2 separate regions of the Homo sapiens genome follow, and region 1 is linked to region 2. A link is a contact called in ENCODE Hi-C or POLR2A ChIA-PET data. All regions are on one chromosome and are shown on one strand. The core of a region is the stretch at or near the end of the contact, and the rest is flanking DNA. Distances in the headings are between cores, read along the strand shown.

Region 1 (5,505 bases), core at 366-2,865, 680 kb before region 2:
TAAATTATGGCATAGAGCATGCAATAATTTTGAGAGAGATGAAATTCTAGGGAAATAATTTTCAAAGTCTCCTACAAATAACCATACTATTCCATCATCCACTCACTTTGGAGACATCCAGAAATGTGCCTTTCCTAGTTTGGAAGTCTCCACATAACGGTGGGCTTTCTGCCCCTCTATACCTGTGTGGTCCTGGTTGTGCCCTAGAGGTTCTCTATAACAGAAGGGATCTAGGACCAAAATAACCTATGAAGCTGGTCAGAGAGAACCTCTAGAATCCAGCAAGCTGGAGAGAGGGCCATGTGCTACAGTTTTTATATAGAGTATTTTTAGGGCACTGTGAACTTTAGCTAAGGTTTCAATTTTGGAGCCTTTTCCATATGGGTGTGCACACAGAATATTATGTGCTGCACAACAGAGATATTGAGTATCTGCCAGATAGTTTAATACATGTTGCTTCCATATGCGGCCTTGCGGCTTCCTCACTGTGATTCGAAAATTAGCTGTAACAGGGGGACTTCAGTCTGACCCAACTCCTGGCGACCTGTAACTCAGAGCAACCAGAAAAACCCTTATAGTATTATAAAGACACAGGATTCTAAGACACCTTAAGCAGGACTTAGTTTTCAAATACATATTATCTTGAACAAGGCTTATCTATCTGCCTAGCCATATCGTGGTTGTGTAAACCGCGTATGACCAGAGAGGCACCTGACTGCAGGCACCCCCGAAGGCCTCTGCAGACCCAAGTGGGCGCGATAATGGATCGATTTCTGAACTGTGCCTGCTAAGATCCTCATTTTAAAACTAGTAAACCAACCCTTGCTCCTTGAATCACCGTTTGAGCGCTGCATGGGGGGTTGGAGGGAAAGGAGGGGGGAATAATGTCATCAGCCTTGAGCTCTTCAAGGGGCTCTAGGATTGGAGAGAGAGGAAAAGCATTCTTAGGTTGCCTAGCGATAAAGCTGCAGATGATATCATTCTCCCCGAGGCCGGCCTCCCCGCCTGGTTTTCCTTCCTCCCTTCCCTGCTCCAGTCTCCCACGCCTGGGTTCAAAGTACAGCCGCGCGGGGTTAGGGAACCGGGGCCGGACGCGGCGCTGTCACGTGTGCCCGCACATGTCTGGGCGCACGCTGAGCAGCACGTGAGAGGGGGCCGGGGAGGGGCGGGGCCTGCTCGCCGTCCTACGCGCGTGCGCGTCCACAGTTCTCCAGACGCTGGCCCCGGGGCGCTGGCGGGCGGCGGGATGGGGGACCGTGGGGCCGAGGGCGGAGCCGAGGCGGCCGGGCCCGGGCGCGCTCTCCCGACAGCTGCACCACACCCTTCCCGGCTGCGTCTCCGCGGGCCAGCCCTGGGTAGTCATCCCTCCCGAATTAAAGCTGGCTCTGACTCGGGACTCCTCAAACCATTCTGACACAGCAGTTTCCGAGCGGCCCTCCTGGGCGCGGGTTACGCGAAGGTCGACACCCGCCTCAGAAGGGCCTTGGGGCGGGAACTCCGGTCTAGAGCGGGCCGCGGCCGGGCGGGACCTCAGCAGGTCCAGGCCCCGGGCCAGGACTTGCGGGGAAAACCCCAGGTGGTGGGTGGGGGTGGGGAGAAAGTGCCAGAGGAGAGTTCTGGGCAAACGAGGTGTCGCAGTACCGGCTGTCTGAGGCATTACATCTTTTCACTGGGCTCACGTGGAGTTTTGCAAATTGAATTCCCACTAATTAAGTACTAGGCGATTTGTTTAATTGTGATGAAATACACTGGGACTTTCCGTTCAAGGTGTAAAGTAAGAGAAGTGATTTTATGGCACGAACGGATTTTGCATGGTGCAGTAAAATGAAGGAAACTAATGTAGCCAGGGGCCGGGGGATGGATTTGTTGTTTTTTTTTTGTTTGTTTGTTTGGTTGGGTTTTTTTTGGTAAATTACCATCTAGTTATTTACAAACCCCTTTTGGGCAAATTGGTCATCTAACACTTTCACTCTTGGAAGTGACCACGTTGATTTTGTAACACTTTCTGAAACATGCCTGTTTATAAACAGCCTAAAATGAACAATTACTTTGGAGTAATTTGGAGTTCATGGTGTCTTTTAGATAACTGAGTATACCCAAGGGTGTTGCAAAAGTAGAGAAGTACCACTACCCTCTGCAAATATGGCTTTGGTCATGTGATGGAAAAAGATCTCAGACGTTGCCAGAAATATCTGGACAGGTCAGGTGCCAGTATTTGCTAAGACATTACAGAATGGTTGTAATCTCTCCAGTCTAAATGGCACAGTGAGTGCCACCCTGGAGACAGGCTGCTGGAAGCTAACAGACATTAACAAAGCACAAGGCATCCTTTGTTTGTTGTTTGTCTGTTAATGATATGTATGCATAATGTCCTATAGGTTGAGTTTCAATTGCACTTCCTCCCCGCGGCCCCCCACCACGTTAGACCGTTTGCACGAGACAGTTTAGTCATTAATATTCTGAAAGGTTGAAAAAGCAAAGATAAACTTCAAACATTCACTCAAATATATATTGAGCTTCTATATGTGCCAGGCGTTGGAGATACAGCAGCGATCATACAGGCAAGTTCATCACCGCTCGTGATGTTTACGACTCCTAGCAAAGTCTCAAAGCTTCCCAGGCATTTGCCAACACAATGATTATTTACGACAATTAGTCATCCTCTCCCTCAGCATGAAATTTTTTCAGTTGGCCCTTAGGAAGAATGTCAGGTGAAAGGGCTGGATCTCTAATCCTATCAATTCCTACTCACGGTCTCCTCTTTCTTCTCCCCTTTCCTCACTCCTTTCATACTAGCCTCCCTGCTGGTCTTCCAGCAGGACAGGCTTGATTCTTTACCAGAATGTTTGCATTTTTTCCTTCTTCTGCCTGCAAGACTGGGTCCCCAGATATCTGGAAAGCCAATTCCGTCACCTTTTCTCTCCATGTTTTGTAAGTCTCTTTTCAAATACCGTTCTTTAGAAAGGCCTTCCCCGAGCAACCCATAGGCAATGTATAAAATGCTTCCTCCCCACCAACATCATCCTTTATTTTTACTGTTTTGTTTTTCTAAATAGCAGGTATCACCTGTCATTACAACGATGTACTGTGTGTGTATACACACTCATAATCTGTTTATTGCTTGTCCACCTCACTAGGATAAGCAGGGACTTAGTTTGGTTCGTTGCTTTGTGCAATGCAAGAATGGTGTCTGGCAATAAATAAGTAAATAAACATGGCCTTTTGTAAATAAATATGTATGACTCTCAATAAATATTTTCTGGATGAATGAACATTTCTAGCAACTAGTTCAGTTTGATCGCCTCCAAAGATAACAGCGCACAACTTTTCAAAGCATCACATTGCGTGTTACGAACCCATGTCCTCCACTCTTACTGAACACCTATGTCCCAGGCACTGTGTGATCCAAAGAATAAACTACATAGAGAAGTCAGCAAGTGGTAAGGAGGCAAAGGCAGTGAACATCTTATACCTGCAAGTGGGAAAAGATTCAGCCTGATTCGGAAGCTTATTGGAAACAGTGATGAAGCATTAATGGAGTTCCCTTAACAATAGAGTTAATTCAATTTCACCTTAGTCCAAATGATTGCAAGTTACCATGTCTAAAAAATTGCTCATCTAGAGAAGTTCCTTCTGTAAAATTGAAAATTAAAGGAGATTTTGATCATTTGATCCCTTTAGTCAGCAAGAATAGCTGTAATAGCCCTGTAGAGGAAGAAATGAGTTTCAAAACTTGCAAGGTAGGTTGTATCTCACCTCTTAGATGGCCCCAACCCCTGTGTGGAAACAGACCCTCAGAATGTGACCCATGATGGAATGTACAACACATGAGACTAAGGCTTGACAGTCTCAGCTGCTTCAGCTCTAGGCTGGCTCTACCAGGTGTGGTCATCTTTGTCCCTTAATCAATGAGCTTCTTCAAAGCAAGGCTCAGTATTTATTTGTGTAATCTCAGCACCTAGCACAATGCCTGGCACACAGTAAGTACTCAATAAATGACTATTGAAATCCAAACCCGCCTTTCCATTCCCACAGTGACTATTCAAACCCTTATCAACTCTCACCTGGACTGTTGCAAGAGCCTACTTAACGGCCTTTGTCCAATCTCCCTTTCCCCAAGCATTGAACACACAGCCAGCACAATTAACTTTGTTTCTTTTTTTTTCCCCCAAGATGGAGTCTTGCTCAGTCCCACAGAGCTGGAGTGCAGTGGCACGATCTCGGCTCACTGCAACCTCCGCCTCCCGGGTTCAAGGGTTCAAGCAATTCCTCCTGCCTCAGCCTCCCGAGTAGCTGGGATTACAGGCGCTGCCACCATGCCCAGCTAATTTTTGTATTTTTAGTAGAGACAGGGTTTCACCATGTTGGGCAGACTGGTCTCGAACTTCTGACCTTGTGGTCCATTCGCCTTGGCCTCCCAAAGTGCTGGGATTACAGACGTGAGCCACCGCGCCCAGTCAATTAACTTTCTAAACACAGAAGGTATACTAAAGCATAGTATACTTCATACAGTCATGAAGAATGTGTGAAGGCTTAAACCTTCCCTTCTGGTTTCACTCTCTTCCATTTCCTTCCTTGTCCTGTTTTCCCCCACCGAAAGATGAGCATCTAATGGCCTAGTTGCACGGAACTACTGCAAGTTCCCTGAATATGCTTTGCACTCTCAAATGTTTGTCTTTAGGTAGATTAACTTACATTTGGATACCTCCTACTCATCCTTCAAAACTCAGCTCAAATTGCACCTCCTCTGTGAAAACTTCCATAACTATTTTAGTCAAAACTTAACCTCACCCACTTCTTTACTCTTAGCCCTTTCTTTAAATCTCCATTTTGATGTTTAACATCTTATTCCACAAACGTGCATGTACAAGAAGTGATGGATATTCTTATTTTCTCTCATTAAGTCTGACTTCACGCTACTTCCCCAAGGGCTGTTGGAAAATGATCTCAGTCATTGTGGACTCTCCTGTCCCCCTCCCCTCCCCAAACTCTCTAGGATTTTCACAAGGACTCGGGATTTCAGGAACCAGGGGAAGGACCCCTTCTTTCTCAGACTGCCCTAGATAATTGTCAGTGTCAGAGCCTGCTGTTTGGTATCCTTGCCTTCTCTGTCACTTTCTAGGTAGGAGTCTTTGCTGATGCTGGAAGTCCTAGGCCTTTGGGGCATTGTGTCCCTATTCCCCTCCTGGGCTTTGCCACGCCCAAGGAGCTGCACACCTGTGCCCCACTGCTTATTGCTTCTGCCTCCACTCCTTCCCCCTAACATAATTTCCAGCTTTATTTAGAGAGGGCTGCAGAGACCAGGCAGCTAACCTGAATGAATGGTATTGGCAGAGAAAATGGTAGGGACCAGAGTGAACTGGAGGTTGCGCCTCCTTTAAAAGGGACAGACATTACTCAGCTCCAAGCAATTGCAGCCTGGTGAAAACGTAGGCCCAGTATTGCGAGATCATCCAATTTTTCCAGGAAAAGCTGAAATCTAGATTTTATGTGAAATCTACTTTC
Region 2 (5,868 bases), core at 1,488-3,987:
ATTTCTACAGCCCATGTATCAGGTGATATGGGAAGCTTCCAGCTTTGAGTGGGGCCTTGAGCAGGAAAAGGTGTCAAAGCAGGACCAGGCCACAGTGCAATCAGCCCTGTCACTTGGTCCATATGATTCAACAGGCCCCATGGTAAGAGGTGTCATGTGGTGGGAAAATATGTAGTAAAGAGTGTTTGGCAAGCTCAAGTGAAAGAATCACAACTCAGACCCCTGAGATTATGGAGCAAAACCATGCCATCAACATCAAATTATGTGCACTTTGAAAAACAGCTCTTATTTTTGGTGTGTTTGGGTCCTAGAAGTGATGGAACAATTGACCACGAGAGACCAAATGACCATCTGGAAATGCTTATTATGCACTGAATTCTGTAGGATCCACTAAACCATAAAGCCACATGATGCTTACTCATGCCTTCCAGTCCTGCTAGTAGCAGTCCATTGCAAGAGAGTGCTGATATATGTGGGATTAGACCTGAACAGGGCTGGAAGGCTTGAGTAAGTTTCATGAGTAGGAAACCAAGACCCCATATCACCAAGCACAGCTATACCAGTCAATGCCCCCAACTCTTGCACTTATGAACATATTTGGGTGGGAATGAGGGAGGGTGGGCCAGAGGGGTCCTGTATGACCAGATAAAAGAAAGAAAGAAGCCAAAGCTTGGTTTATGGATGGATTGGCTCAGTATATGGATGAAAACCAAAAAATAGACAGTGGCTTCATTACAACCACATTCAGGGAAAGAGAGTAAAGAGGAAATCTTCCCAATGGCAGATCTATGAGCAGTATAACTGGTCATCCACTTTGGATAGAAGGAGAAATGACCCAAGGTGAAAATATATATAAATTCCTAGGAAATGGCCAATGGCCTAGTTGTGCAGGCGGGGAACTGGAAGGAAAAGGACTGGAAGATCAGAGACAAGGAGTCTGAGGAAAAGCCATGTGGGTAGACAAATGGGTGAATGTATAAAGTGTCAAGACTTGTGTCTTACATGTGGATACCCACCAGAAAGCATCTACCATGGAAAAAGCACTGAACAACCAAGTAAAATGAGATGACTCAGCCTCTTGACATTAACTAGTCTTTGTCATTGGTCACCCAGAGCAGGCATGATGAACACATGAACAGGCTGGACATGGTGGCAGAAATGGAGGCTATGTGTGAGCCTGACAGCATGAACCTCACTTACCAATGCCTGTCTACCTACTGTTACCTCTGAACATCCGAAGAAATAAACATTGAATCTTCAATATGGCATATTCCTTGAGGGAATCAACCAGCCACTTAGTAGCAAGTTGACCACATGGAACCCTTCCATCCTGGAAAGACCAGTCAGCCGTTCATCCTCACAGGGACAGATACCTGTCCTAAGCGTGTGTTTTCCTTTCCTGCCTGCACAGCCTTAGCCAGCACCATTACCAAGGGCTTATGGAGTGCCTCATCCACAGACCTGGAAACCCACACAACAAAGCATCCAACCAAGAGACCTACTTCACCATGAAGGCAGTGTGAGAGTGGGCCTGTGACCCTGGGAACGACAGATCAAATCACATACTGCACCATCCCGAGGTGGCCAGCTTCATAGAATGCTGAAACAGCCTACTCCAGCTAGGTAACAAAAGTTATTTGTCATTTTTATCATTCAAATGGCATATTTCACCATGGGGATGCGAGAAGCAGAAAATCCTGATGTGCAGAGAGAAATGAATGAAGTAATTACATAGAAGGAAGCAGATGCAGCAGACTGAGAGAGATTGAGTACCGACAGATCTCAGGTGTCCAGTTACCCACAGCCCACAAGACACCTCTGTTTTCTTTTTCTTCTTCAAGTTCTGGGATACATGTGCAGAATGTGCAGGTTTTTTATGTAGGCATAATGTGCCATGGTGGTTTGCTGTACCCATCAACCCGTCATCTAGGTTTTAAGCCCCACATGCATTATTTGTCCTAATGCTCTCCCTCCCCTTGCCCCCCACCCCCCAAAAGGCCCCGGACACCTCTATTTTCTAATAATTAATCTACCCCCCTTTTTCATAAGCAAGCTTGATTTGGTTCCTGTTATCTGCAACTAAAAGATCTTATCTGATACAATACATTTCAAAGAGGCAAACTTCTGCCTTCACCTGATGAACTTTCCAATAAATAATACAGTTGTTCCAAAATGGAAAACGCTTCTCTTATCATTTTGAGGTTTAGACAGCCCTTCATCACTGTGTAGAAGAAATTCTGTCTATTATAAATAGTTGAACTAGATAAACTGAAGGTCCCTTGCTAGTTTGAGATCCTCTGACAAATATCAGGAAAGCCATGATATGGAAAATAGAATAGTTTCACTCTTTTGGGAAATAAAAAATAATGAGTCTCCAAGTGCTCGATAACATTCCAAGAAAGGATGTGTGAGAGTGTATTACATTGCAGGGGGAAAACTGACAGATTCTAGATTTAGCGTTTGTTGGAAAACTGGAACCAAAGTTTACAATGATTTCTCTTTTATTAAATTAATACACACAAAAAGCCTAGAAGCTCAGTATTTGGGATGCATAAAATATAAAAATAAAATATTAAATGAAGTAGCTTTTAAATGTATGTTTTTATTTACTGGCTGAAATGAAAATTGAAAAAGATTGCACAAAATTTTTTGGCAAAATGCTGTAGTATGCTTTCTCTTGATATCACTGCCAACAATGCCCTCTAGTGGTAAACCAAGTAGGCACTGACTAATGGGGGGAAAATGAAACAAGCAAGCCTGCTAAACACATTGGTAAGATTTTCATGAAAATACGAACTTTTAGTGCAGAAGGACCTGCGGCAGGCCTACTTCAGCTGCCTCCCGAGCCAGGTTTCCCTTGGTGGGTGACCGTGTCCCTTGATGAGTGACTGTGCGCTCACTCGGGCACCAAGGAGAAGCAGGACCATCGGGTAGCCTATGTGAATCCAACAGCAATGGCCAGATCAAGGGGTCCAATCCAGTCTTAAGGGCCAACAATCCAGGATTCTCTCCGTCAACCAAGGCCTATCTGGGAAGAAGTGCAAGAGCAACTAGAAAAGAAAAAGAAAAAGGCGCCAAGGCTTTGTATGAATTTGAAGAAAAAACTAGAAAAACACAGGAAGAAATTGTTAAGTGAAAGTAAGAGCTTATCCAAAAAAAGAGAAAAAAAAAGAAAAAGAATAAATCTGGTAGGTATTCATCGTCTTCATCATGCTCTGATTCTTCCAGCAGTTCTTCTGATTCTGAGGATGAGGATAAGAAACATGGAAAAGGGAGAAAGAAAAAGAACCATTCACATAAATCTTCTGAAAGCTCCATGTCAGAAACTGAATCAGACAGTAAGGATAGAAAGACAATAAGGAAGAAAGACTTCTTTTTAAAGAAAAAGAAGGACCCAACTGAGAAAGAAAAAGGCTATTAAACGACTCAGCAAAAAGAAACCCATATTCTGAAGATAAATCTTTATCACCTGAGTCCTTGTCAGAATCAGAGTATATTGAGGAGATAAGAGCAAAAAAGAAGAAAAGCAGTGAAGAATGAGAAAAAACAACACAAAAAAAGGAAAAAGGAGCATGAGAAAAACAGTAAGAAGAGAAAGAAGGCTGCTAGTTCAAGTCCTGACTCATCATAATATTAAGAAAAATCAGGATTCCCTTATAGAGAAAGTACAATGTCTAAGGAAATTTCAACTGTGAAAATTACAACATATTTACTATAATGCATGAATTTTCTTGTTTTTAGAATTATCCTTGGACTGGCCAGACGCAGTGGCTCACGCCTGTAATCCCAGCACTTTGGGAGGCCAAGGCGTGTGAATCACCTGAAGTCAAGAGTTTGAGACCAGCCTGACCAACAGGGTGAAACCCCGTCTCTACTAAAAATACAAAAATTAGCTGGGCCTGGTGGCTGGTGCCTGTAATCCCAGCTAGTTGGAAGGCTGAGGCAGGAGAATCACTTGAACCCGGGAGGCAGAGGTTGCAGTGAACTGAGATGGTGCCACTGCACTCCAGACTGGGCAAAAGAGCAAGACTCCATCTCAAAAAAAAAAAAAGAATTATCCCCAGACTACCCAGTAGCTATTCAAATGCCGCTGTGTGCAAGGGCCGTAAATGTTGCCTGCTGCTTATCTATTCTTTTCTCTTCCAGTGCTTGATAACTCTGGGAGATAATACATTGCAGTAGCACTAGTGGTTACAATATTTGGGAATAAAATTAATATTTTTGACTAGAAGTGTACAATGATAAATCAACAGAAATCCAACTTGAATACATCTTTAAGGTGGAATCAGAAACGGCCAGATGTTAAAAATTTTAAAGTAGTTAAAATTTTTGAAGTAAGGATTACATTGACATTTCAAAATCCGTACTCTGTAGATCAGTGTATTTTAATTTTTTCCCCGTGTAGACTTTTATTTACCTGGGAAAGGTGCTTTTTAGGATGCAGGGAGGAGGTGCTTTGCTGTCTCTTTAAGCTAGGAGAACAACATGCCTTTGATCCTCACACTTCCTGTATTTGAGGAAAGAGTAGCCAGGCTTTATGGAGAGGTCAGAGCTGGGTGCCAGGAGTCTTGCCTTTTACTGAGCTTAGGGACATCCTTGGATTTTGTCATACGCTTCTTTGAATGAACCAGAGAAACAGCCCTTTTGCAGCATGAGAAAGCCCCAAAACCCCTGGGATTTACCTCCACTTCAATAATACTGAATATTTTTTAGCATTAGAATATGCTGGGTCATTTGAATTAATTTTGATGACACTTTGGCTTTGGAGAGAAATGGTTTCAAATAGACACTGGTACACTGGTACTTTTTGAACTTGAAAACTAAATATTCTAAAGTGCATGTTTCATACCATAAAGTTTTAATTAGTCAGGAAAATTCCATGTAACCAGTGATAGTTCCTTTATTTTTTGTATGAAGTTTGTTTAGGCTGCAATGTTTAGCTTTTGTTAACTCCTTTCTCTTGCTGTCTTAAGTTCACTGCTGTGTTTAATGGCACACTTGCCAAGATATTGAGCATATAAAAAGCAGGGTTTTGATTTTTAAAAAAAATACAGCTTCATATTGAGGCTGAGACTTACCATAAACAAGTTGAGTAGCAAGCCTGGTATGCTGTGTCTTGTTACATAAAGCTATCGCCAGAATCTTAGTAAATATAATGTCTTAAAAGTTAAAAAAAAAAAAACAGAAAAAAGAAAATATGAACTTTTACACTTCCAGTTGGTAACTGAATGTTATATTTGGCAATAAAATGAACCTTTACAAGGTACTGCAGCATATACCTTAAAGCACAAGCATGTCAAAGCCAATTTTCCCCTGTGGTTTTCATGAACATATGCCAAACAGCACAGGAAAATAGCCATCTGTAAGGTCTCATTGGGGCATTTCTGGGTCACAACTTCCACTGGTATCTTAAAAGAAATTAAAATCTGCTTTTATGGAGGATGACATCATTCACCAAAAAAACTGCTTTTAAACCCGATTACCTTCGAGAATTATAGCCATCAGGCACCAACAATGACTCATTCCCACTTTCAAGGCTTTATCTGAATTCTGAACTCATCAACCAGGTAAAGTCTCTTTGCTTGAGAATTCTTCAAACTATAGCTCTCAACTGGTGGGGCAAGCTGGTCAAAACAAGTTACAGTTATAGGAATAAAATTTCTCTAATCCTGGCTCAGCAAAGAGCTTCCCAAAGGAACTGCAGGTGAAGTAAAAGAAAGAAGGCAACTTACACAGCTTATTCCCCTCTAATTCAAACCAGCTCTAGTACTCTTATCTAAATCTGGCTTAAAATTTCTTTGTCTTTGCAAATTGTTCTCCTTTCTCTCCACTCCAAGCCTCCTTCCTTCATACTTTCTAATCATTCTC

What was found. A loop is a pair of places that touch in the nucleus more often than their neighbours do. ChIA-PET counts read pairs that join two places held with the same protein, here RNA polymerase II (POLR2A). Pooled maps may share reads with other maps.
Region 1: a loop to region 2 is called in a pooled map, with 4 times the contacts of the local background. The contact joins two enhancer-like sites. A Hi-C loop is called at or near these places in 1 of 168 maps with a recorded cell type or tissue (MCF 10A) and 4 of 50 pooled maps. POLR2A ChIA-PET finds 5 or more read pairs at or near these places in 1 of 52 experiments (BJ).

Annotation. Positions count from the first base shown.
Region 1 is chr12:26,110,146-26,115,650 of GRCh38, reverse strand. No RefSeq gene overlaps it. Among named protein-coding and RNA genes, the nearest start is that of BHLHE41, 12 kb to the left of the region's middle. RefSeq lists a silencer at 1,142-1,491. Within about 2 kb of position 1,615, at least 38 of the 41 ENCODE cell types and tissues checked have a DNase peak (open chromatin) inside an H3K27ac peak, as active enhancers do.
Region 2 is chr12:25,433,345-25,439,212 of GRCh38, reverse strand. It overlaps the pseudogene FAM133GP. Among named protein-coding and RNA genes, the nearest start is that of LMNTD1, 120 kb to the left of the region's middle. Within about 2 kb of position 2,737, at least 6 of the 41 ENCODE cell types and tissues checked have a DNase peak (open chromatin) inside an H3K27ac peak, as active enhancers do.